2 separate regions of the Homo sapiens genome follow, and region 2 is linked to region 1. Evidence: read pairs that join two places in POLR2A ChIA-PET (ENCODE). Cell type or tissue: PC-9. All regions are shown on one strand. Region 1 holds the start of LOC107987020. Region 2 holds the start of MIR4477B (microRNA 4477b).

Region 1 (5,000 bases):
AGGGGGAAAGAAGGAGGGAGCGGGAAGCCAAAAGCCTACGGTACCGCTATTACCAGGCGGAATCCCATCCAAGTACTAACCAGTCCCGACCCTGCTTAGCTTCAACAGATCAGAGGCGAGCCGGGCGCGTTCAGGGTGGTGTGGCCTAGACGCCAGCAGCGGCGCCTGGCTGCCCCAAGAGCCCGGCCCAGCCAAGCCCGCATGACTCCAGGCGTCATCGCCACCCCGGGGCCGCGGGTCTCGGATCCAGGACCCCCAGAGGCGCTCGCCCGTGCCCCCGGGCAGCTGTCTCCCTCTACACCCGAGGACCGCCGGCCTCCCAGAGAGTCCCGCCGTCTCCGGCGGCCAGGCCTGGCTCAGGACCAATGTGGCACCGCCCTGCTGTTGTTGGGGGGCGCCGCCGGAGGCCTCTGTCCCCTGCGCAGGCTTCCGGCTCTAGGGGCGGCCTCCTTTCCGCCCACGCTCCAGTCCTTCCGGGAGCTCCGGAGCTCCGGGGCTTCCACCACATCTGCCGGCTCAGGACGGGTCGTGCTCATCCCTTAACTTTTTAACTTTTTGTTGTTTCTATTTATATTTTATTGTGCTATGTCTTGAAATGTTGTTGTAGCTATTACTTTTGATTGGATATTACTTAGTATTCCTACTTTAAATAAGAGTAGTTTGCACACCACACAGCTATAGTGTTATAATATTCTGTTTTGTTTTGTATCCTATTAGCAGTGAGGATTTTTTTTTACCTTTAGGTGATCATTTATTACTCATTAATGTCCTTTTCTTCCTGATTGAAGTACTCCCTTTAGCATTCCTTTAGGACAGGTATGGTATTCATAAAATACTTCAGCTTTTGTTTGTCTGAAAAAGTCAGTATTCTTTTTTTTTGAAGAACATTTTCACTGTATATTCTATTCTAAGGTAAAAGTTTCTTTCCTTTAGTACTTTAAATATTTATTGCTTCTCTCTCCCGGCCAGTAGAGTTTCCACTGTAAAGTCTGCTGCCAGACATGTTGGAGCTCCCCAGTAGGTTATTTGTTTCTTTTCTCTTTCTTGCTTAAGAACTTTTATCTTTGACTTTTGGAAGACTATTGAATGCTTCGAAGTAGTGTTTTTTGGGTTAAATCTGCTTAATGTTCTATAACATTTTTGTAGTTGGATATGGATGTCTTTCTCTAGGTTTGGAAAGTTCTCTGTTATTATCCCTTTGAATAAATTTTTCTACCCCTGCCTCTTTCTCTACATCTTCTTTAAAACCAATAACTCTTAGATCTGTCTTTGTGAGGCTATTTTCTAGATCCTCCCCTGCCTCTTTCTTTACATCTTCTTTAAAACAAATAACTCTTAGATCTGTCTTTGTGAGGCTATTTTCTAGATCCTGTCGGCATGATTTGTTGTTTTTATTCTTTTTCTTTTGTCTCTTCTATGTATTTTCAAAGAGCCTGTCTTCAAGCTCACTATTTCTTCTGCTTGATCCATTCTGCTATTACATGGCTCTAATGCATTCTTCAGCATGCCAATTGCATTTTTCAGCTCAGAATGTCTGCTTAATTTACTGTAACTATTTCAATCTCTTTGTTGAGTTTAGCTGATAAAATTTGGAATTTCCTTACTTTGTTATCTTAAATTTCTTTCAGTTTTTTTTTTTTAAATACAGCTATTTTGAATTCTCTGTCTGAAACATCACATATCTCTTTTTCTCCAGGATTTGTCCCCAGTGCCTTATTTAGTTCACTTGGTGAGGTCATGTTTTCCTGGATGGTGTTGATGCTAGTAGATGTTCTTCAGTGTCTGGACATTAAAATCTTGGGCATGCAGCACCATATGAGAAGTTTAAAAAATAAAATTTAAAGAGAGAAAAGGTGAGTATTTATTGTAGTCTTCACTGTCTGGGATTATTTGTAGCTATCTTTCTTGGGAAGGCTTTTCACATATTTGAAAAGAGTTGGGTGTTGTGATCTAAGCCATATCTGCTTTATGGAGCACCTTATACCCAATAATGCTGTAATTCTTCCAGACTCAGAGAAGTACCACCTTGACAGCCTTCAACAAGATCCAGGAGAATTTTCTGGATTACTAGCCACAGACTCTTTCCCTACCCTTATTTTCTCTCAAAGATACAGAGTCTTTCTCTCTGTTCTAAGCCACCTAAAGCTGGGAGAAGAAAGACACAAGCACCTCTGGCCACCACCACTATGACTGCCCTGGATCAGACCTGAAGCTAGCACAGCACAGGTCTTGCTCAAGTCCTGCTGCATGCAATTTCTGACGACTCCCTATGTTCACTCAAGGCCTTTGGTCTCTACAATTAGCAGGTGGCAAAGCCAGACAGGCCTGTGTTCTTTCCTTTAGGGCAGTGAGATCCCTCAGTCCCTGGCTGGGTCCAGAAGTGCTATTCAGAAGTCAGGGCTTTGGCCACTTTTTAATAGGGTTTTTTGTTTTTCTCTTGTAAATTTAAGTTCCTCATATTGAATATTAGATCTTTGTCAGATACATAGTTTGTAAATATTTTTTCCTCATTCTATAGGTTGTTCACTCTATTGATAATTTCTTTTGCTGAGCAGAAGCTTTTAAGTTTAATTAGATCCCACTTGTCAATAGTTGTATTTGTTGTTTTTGGTGTCTTTATCATGAAATCTTTGCCTCTTTCTATGTCCAGGATGGTATTGTCTAGGTTGTCTTCCAGAGCTTTTATAGTTTTGGGTTTTACATTTAAGTATTTAATCCACCTTGAGTTGATTTTTGTATATGGTATAAGGAAGAAGTCCAACTTCAATCTTCTGCATATGGCTAGCCAGTTATCCCAGCACCATTTATTGAATAGGGAATCTTTTCCCCATTGATTGTTTTTGCCAGCTTTGTGAAAGATTACCTAGTTGTAGGTATGTGGTCTTACTTCTAACCTCTCTATTCTGTTCCACTGGTGTATGTGTCTGTTTTTGTACTAGTACCATGCTGTTTTGGTTACTATGGTGCTGTAGGTTAGTTTGAAGTCGGGTAATGTGATGCCTCAAGCTTTGTTCTTTTTGCTTAGGATTGCCTTGGCTACTTAGGTTCTTTCTTGGTTCTATATGAATTTTTAAATAGCTTTTTTCTACTTCTGTGAAGCATGTCATTGGTAGTTTAATAGGAATAGCTTTGGACAGTACAACCATTTAAATGATATTAATTCTTTCTCTCCATTAAGATGGAATGATTTTTCATTTATTTGTGTCTTCTCTGACTTCTTTGAGCAGTGTTTTGTAATTTTCATTGTAGAGATTTTTCACCTCCCTGGTTAGCTGTATTTGTATGTACTTTATTCTTTTTGTGGAAATTGTGAATAAAATTGCCTCTCTGATTTGGCTCTTAGTTTGGCTCTTCTTGGTGTATAGGAATGCTAGCAAATTTCGTACATTGATTTTGTGTCCTGAAACTTTGTGGAAGTTGTTTATCAGCTTAAGGAGTTTTGGGTCACAACTATAGGGTTTAGATACAGAATTATGTTGTCTGCAAACAGAGGTAGTTGGACTTCTCTTTCTATTTAAATACGCTTTATTTCTTTCTCTTGTCTGATTGCTCCAGAAAGGACTTCTAATACTATGTTGAATAGGAGTGGTGAGAGAGGGCATGCTTGTCTTGTGCGGGTTTCAAGGAGGATGCTTCAAGATTTTGCCCATTTAGTATAATGTTGGCTGTGAGTTTGTCATAGGTGGCCTTTATTATTTTGAGGTATGTTCCTTTGATACCTCATTTATTGAGAATTTTTAACTTGAAGCTTTGTTGAATTTTACTGAAAGTCTTTTCTGCATCTGTTGAGACAATCACGTGGTTATTATCTTTAGTTTTATTTATGTTATGAATCACATTTTATTGATTTGCCCATGATGGACCACCCTTCTATTCCAGGGAAGAAGCTTATTTCACTATGGTGAATTAGCCTTTTGATGTGTTGCTAGATTCAGTTTGCAAGTATTTTGTTGTGGATCATTGAATGGATGTTCATCAAGGATACTGGCCTGAAGTTTTCTTTTTTTGTTTTGTCACTGCCAGGCTTTGGTATCAGGATGATTCTGGCCTCATAGAACAAGATGGGGAAGAGTCCCTCCTCCTCTATTTCTTGAAATAGTTTCAGTAGGACTGGTACTGGCTCTTCTTTGTACATCTGTTAAAATTTGTTAATCTATCAGGTCCTGGGCTTTTTGGGGGTTGGTAGGCTATTTATTACGGATTCAATTTTTGGAGCTCATAATTGGTCTGCTCAGAGACTGAATTTCTTCCTGGTTCAGTCTTGAGAGAGTATATGTGTCCAGGAATTTATTAATCTCTTCTAGGGTTTCTAGTTTGTGTGTATAGAGGTGCTCGTAGTAGTTACTGGTTGTTATTTTTTTTTCTCTGGGGTCAGTGGTAACATTCCCTTCATCATTTCTAATTTTCTTTATTTGAATCTTCTCTCATCTTCTTTATTAATCTAGCTAGTGCCCTATCTTAGTAATTTTTTCAAAAAACCTTGATTAAGTGATCTTTTGAACAGTTTTTCATGTCTCAATTTCTTTCAATTCAGCTCTGATTTTAGTTATTTCTTGTCTTCTATAAGCTTTGTGGTTGAGTTCTCCTTGCTTCTCTAATTCTTTCAGTTGTGATGTTAGGTTGTTAATTTGAGATATTTCTAATTTTTTGATATGGGCATTACTTCTTATGCCCTACTCTAAATTTTGTTCTTCTAGAAAACTCAGAACTATGCTTTCTAAACCAATTCAAACTTTCTCAGTGAATCAACCTGGACTCCCTGAGGCCAAGTTAGCAATTTTCCATTACACTTGGTTCTCTTTCTCTGTAAGAATATCTAATGCAACAATTCAAGTGTTTCTTTCCCTCCTGGTAATGCGGGGAACTCCTTTTGGCTGAGACCAAGACTTAAAACCTTGTTCTTTCAACATTAATGAAGATCTATTTAGAAAGCCTCCATTTTTGCAGAAAAGATATATAAACACCAATGAAAATCAATATGAAATTATATGACATACAAT
Region 2 (5,000 bases), 1.0 Mb after region 1:
CCCTGTTCCAGCCCAGCCCAGGCACCCTCCACCCTACCCTGGCCAAAGGGGCCCCTGTCTACCAGATAGAGCCTCCCTCTCCAAGGCTCTGTTGCTCTCCCTCTCAAGCTCCCTCACCCTTTCCCTTTCCCTACTTCCCTCTCCACCTTGCTCTCTCTCTCTCTCTCTCAATCTCCCTGGTTCCTCTCTGTGTCTCTCTCCATCGCTGTTTCTCTCCTTCCGTTTCTATCTCTCATCCCTCTGTCCCTTGCTCTCCTTCAAGCTGTCTGTCTTTGTGTGTCTGTGTGTGTGCTTGTGTTCCCGCGTGTGCGCCCGTGTGTGTCTGTGTGTTTGGGAGTCGGTTTGCTAGTGACTGTGGTGGGGTGTGTCTGGATGTCCATCAGTACCTTTGTCCCAGGATCAGGCTGCCAACTCTATTGCCAACGCCTGGGTGTCACAGTTGCCGTGATAGTCTCACACACGCAGGTGTGTTCATCTCGTTCATTTTCACGTAGACAACGAGAGCGAAACCACAGAGAAAAGAAACATCCCGTGCATCACGGCCTGACAATGGATTCCTGTTTCCTGTACAATGTGGAGTCTCCAATATAGCCTGTTTGAAAACTGGAAAGGAGAGCACCGACACGATGCTGGTCTTCCACGCATTCCTGGAAGTTTCTGGGGCCCCACAGAGCTCGCGAAACAAACAGTCAACATGGTCACGCTTTCGGGGGGCAGAAACTTGAGCAACAGGCACCTTTACAGAGGGCAAAGAAACGTGGAATCCAGAATCACGCTTCAGTTGGCCTGGGTGTGACTCCTGTGTGGATGGGACTATCTGCCTCGAGCTCTGTTGCAGGGCTCAACGTGGGGATATGTCATCTGTGAACCATGTGGATGAAAAACAGACAACTACCTGAGTCTCGGCTCATTGCTCTCTGGGGAATTCGCTCATTCCTTCGGAAACGGAATTGGTCTGAATTGCTCCGGGATGAAGTAACCCAGGCTGGTGATCCAGAGGGCCGCTGAGCGCCCCGCCGGCCAACGGGGCTGTGGGCCCAGCACTCAGCCTGTACTGGGCACCCAACATATTCCCGGAGTTCTGGGTCCTGTTGGTTCTGGAGGCATAAGACATTTTTTGTCTCTGCCTTCTGTTCTCTGTTTCTTGCTCCTTTTGTCTCTCCGTCCATCCTTCCATCTGTTCTACCCTCCCTCCCCTGGCTTTTTCCTCCCTTTCTCCCTCCCTCCCTCTTTCTCTCCCTTCCGGGGTCCCTCCTTCCACCCATCCTTGCCTAGCTCCATCCTTCCATCTCACTCTGTCTCTGTTCCTGTCCTCATCTCTGCCTGCCTTCCCTCTTGCCTGGAAAGGGCAGCACCCTGGTTTGCGCGAGGTCTCGGGTCTTTATTTAGTTGTAAGGCGCTCTATGGTGCTGGCGAGGAGGCTGGCGGGACACGGGTTGGCAAGTGATGGTGAGCGAAGAGGCGGAGGAGTTGAGCCACAGAAAGGAGAACTGGCCTGGATTCTGCCCCGGCCCAGTGTTTCGCGGACTGAGGTCTCCGCCAACCCGATTGAAGAACGCGGGGGGGAAAGGGAGGAGAGCTCCGCCTGGGCTAGTTAGAAGACTAGGCTGCTGCCTGGAAACCCGCGCATGCGCAGTAGACAGCCCACCTCCCTGTACCTGGACCGGCCCTGGGATCCCCGGGATGCTCAGGAATGCTTTCTTTTCATTGTTGACAGCCCTACTCTGTGTGGAGTCTCTCGCTGGACCTGGAACTCAGGGATCCTAGGGAGGTCAGCTGGAAGGGAAGACACGCCTCTCCATACCAAGCCTGAGGTTCACTGCAAAAGAGAGGCCGCCGCCCTGCCCCCACCCTGCCCCCACCCTGCCCCAAACCCGCCCCAACCTGCTCCTCCAGCAGAGCCCTGTGTTCTTCCTGTCTGAGGAGTGGTTCCAGCAAAGCGGGCTCTTCCACGTCCTTCAGCTCCCCCAGTGGCGCCGGATCTAGGAAAGGTTGTGCCTTTTGCTGAAACTCTGGGGTTGACAGGAGCTCATCTAACAGGCTGGAGGTGAGTGCAGACGAGAGCCCCGGCTCCTGGAGCGGTTGGGAGGTGCCCGGTTGGCTGGCATCTGCGCTTGACGCGGAGGCCTCCGGGGTCACGAGCTCGGGAGGTGAAGGTGCCCCGTCTTCGGGTTCCCATGCCGCCCTGGCGACCTGGGGCTCCAGCCCCACCACGGACTCCGGTGGGACGTGGGTGGTGCAAGCACACCTTTCCCCTGTGACTCAGCTTGAGGGGCCCCAAGCTGTCCCACTGAGCACGCGCCCAGCAGGCCGTCGCGCTGTGGGTTCTGGTCTTCCTGTCATTTGTTGGGGTTCGGAGGCCACCAGGGAGTCTGAGGATGGGAGAGCCCCAGTTTCGGAGGGAGGGGCCAGGACAGTGAACACAAAGCCCCGCATGCTCGGGCAGGTTGGGAGAGTCCTTCTGCCTGTGCAGCCTGGCTGGGCTGGAGCAGGGGGATGACCCTTGCTTCCTGGCTCACGAAAGCCCCCTGTGGGAGAGCCCCAGGAGCGCAGGGCATGTGGGGTGCAGGAAGCGACGTTCCCCACGCCCCGGTGTAGGTGAACCCGATAGAGGAGGGAGGAGGGTGACACCCACCAGGGGTGCTAATTAGTAACCACAGTGGCCTCAAAGAACTCAAATGAAAGGAAGACTTGCAAGTCTCTCACTTTAAGTCCAGAGCTAGAAATGATTAAGCTTAGTGAAGATGTAGAATTTTCATAGCTAGAGAGAAGTCAACACTTGGCTTCAGAACTTCAAAGGATGGGCTGACTCTCTTTGAGGACCACTGCAGCTGGTGACTTTAGGTTACAGCCAGTGCTCATTGACCACTCTGAAAATCTCAGGGCCCTTAAGAATTATGCAAAATCTATTCTTTCTGTGCTCTAGAAATGGAACATCACTGTCTGGGTGACAGCACATCTGTTAATAGCATGGTTTACTGAATATTTTAATCCCACTATTGAGACCTACTGCTCAGAAAAAAAAAAAAAACGATTCTTTTAAAAAGATTGTTGGTTGGCCAGGCATAGTGGCTCATACTTGTAATCCCTGCACTTTGGGAGGCTGAGGATCACCTGAGGTCAGGAGTTCAAGACCAGCCTGGCCAAAATGATGAAACCCCATCTCTAATAAAAATACAAAAAAAATTAGCCAGGCATGGTGGTAGTACCTGTAATTTCAGCTACTCGGGAGGCTGAGGCAGAAGAATGGCTTGAACCCTGGAGGCAGAGGTTGCAGTGAGCCGAGACCGCACCACTGTACTCCAGCCTGGGCAACAAGAGTGAAACTACGTCAAAAAAAAAAAAAAAAAAAAAAAAAAAAAAAAAAAAAAAGAAAAAGAAAAGAAAGAAAAGAAAGAAAAAGAAAAAATCAAAGGAAAGAAAAGGAAAAAAGAAAAAAAGATTGCTGCTTATTGACAATTCACCTAGCTCCCCAGAAGCTTAGATGGAGATGTACTTGGAAATTAATGTTATTTTCATGGCTGCTAGTACAATATTTACCTTCAGCCTGTGGATCAAGGAGTGGTTTTGACTTTCAAGTGTTTTTATTAATTAATAATTGCATTTTGTAAAGGTATAGCTGTCATAGATAGTGATTTCTTTGATGAATCTGGATAAACTGAATTGAAAACCTTTTGGAAAGGATTCACCATTAATCCTTTCATGATATTTGAACCTCCTCCCGTGAATCACAAATGTCCTTAATAGCAATCCTTAAATGCCATTAAGGACATTTGTGATTGATGGGAGGAGGATGAAATATTAACATTAACAGGAGTTTGGAAGAAGTTGATTCCAGCCCTCATGGATGACTTTGAGGGCTCAGGATGTCAGTGGAGGAAGTCCCTGCAGATGTGGTAGAAATCACAAGACAACTAGAATTAGAATTAGGGCCTTAAGGTGAGATGAAATTGCTGTAAACTCATGATGAAACTTGAACAAATAGGGAGTTGCTTCTTATGGACGAGCAAAGAAAATATTTTCTTGAGATGGAATATAATCCAGGTGGAGATGCTATCAACATTGTTGAAATGACAACAAAGGATTTAGAATATTCCATAAACCTAGTTGATAAAGCAGCAGCAGGGTTTGAGAGGGTTTACTCCAATTTTGAAAGAAGTTCTACTGTTGATAAAATGCTGTCAAACAGCATCACATGCTACAGGGAAATCTTTTGTGAAAGGAACAAACTTCATTGTTTTAAAAAATTGACACAGGTTTCCAACCTTCAGCAGCCCCCACGCTGATTAGCCAGCAGTCATCAATATAGAGGCAAGACTCTCACCAGCAAAAAGATTATGACGTGGTAAGTCTCAGATATTCATTAGCATTTTTTAGCTCTGACGTATTTTAACTTAAGGTATGTACACAGTTTTTTAGACATGCTATTAATTAATAACTAATAATTATTAAATACTCATTAGACTACAATATAGTTTAAGCATAACTTTTATAAGCACCGGGAAATAAAATGTTTATGCAACTAACTTGATTGTAACATTTGCCTTATTGAAGTGTTCTGGAACAAAACTTACACTATCTCTGAGGTGTGCTTGTAGGTTTTTGTTTGTAACATTTGCCTTACTGCAGTTGTCTGGAACCAAACCCACAATATCTCTGAGTATGCTTCTAGGTTTTTGGTTGTTCTTTGTTTTGAGATGGGGTTTCGCTCTGTCGCCTAGGCCAGAGTGCAGTGGCATGATCATAGCTCACTGCAGCCTCAAACTGCTGGGTCAAGTGATTTTTCTACCACAGCCTCCTGAGTAGCTTGGACTACAGGCATGCAGCACTATGCCTAGCTATTTTTTTTTAAATACTTTTTTTGTAGAGACGGGATCTCACTATGTTGCCCACCTGGTCTTGAACTCTGGGGCTCAGGCAATCCAGCCACTTCAGCCTCCCAAAATGCAGACATTACAGGCTTGAGCAACTGCACCCAGCTTGTCTGCAGTTCTTAAAAC

Evidence for each region. Peaks named below come from ENCODE experiments on the same cell type or tissue, not always from the same donor. Only the 100,000 strongest peaks of a DNase experiment are listed, where the experiment ranks them.
Region 2: POLR2A ChIA-PET joins it to region 1 with 5 read pairs; 19 of 35 experiments call an interaction of 5 or more read pairs at or near these places.

Annotation. Positions count from the first base shown.
Region 1 is chr9:62,802,288-62,807,287 of GRCh38, forward strand. LOC107987020 reads right to left here and starts at 73. Exons shown (of 1, transcript XM_047424300.1): 1 at 1-73. It overlaps LINC01410 (long intergenic non-protein coding RNA 1410), which reads left to right. Exons shown (of 5, transcript NR_121647.1): 2 at 1,697-1,853. It also overlaps the pseudogene RNA5SP283. RefSeq lists an enhancer at 1-689 and a silencer at 64-293. In PC-9, no CTCF peak of the experiment used is centred here; no DNase peak of the experiment used is centred here; H3K4me3 peaks cover 1,222 bases.
Region 2 is chr9:63,815,861-63,820,860 of GRCh38, forward strand. It overlaps LINC00537 (long intergenic non-protein coding RNA 537), which reads left to right. Exons shown (of 2, transcript NR_146626.1): 2 at 1,718-3,169. MIR4477B (microRNA 4477b) reads left to right here and starts at 3,714; the gene lies at 3,714-3,794. It also overlaps the pseudogene DUX4L50. RefSeq lists enhancers at 1-187, 1,772-2,310, 2,311-2,847. In PC-9, no CTCF peak of the experiment used is centred here; a DNase peak (open chromatin) is centred at 2,091.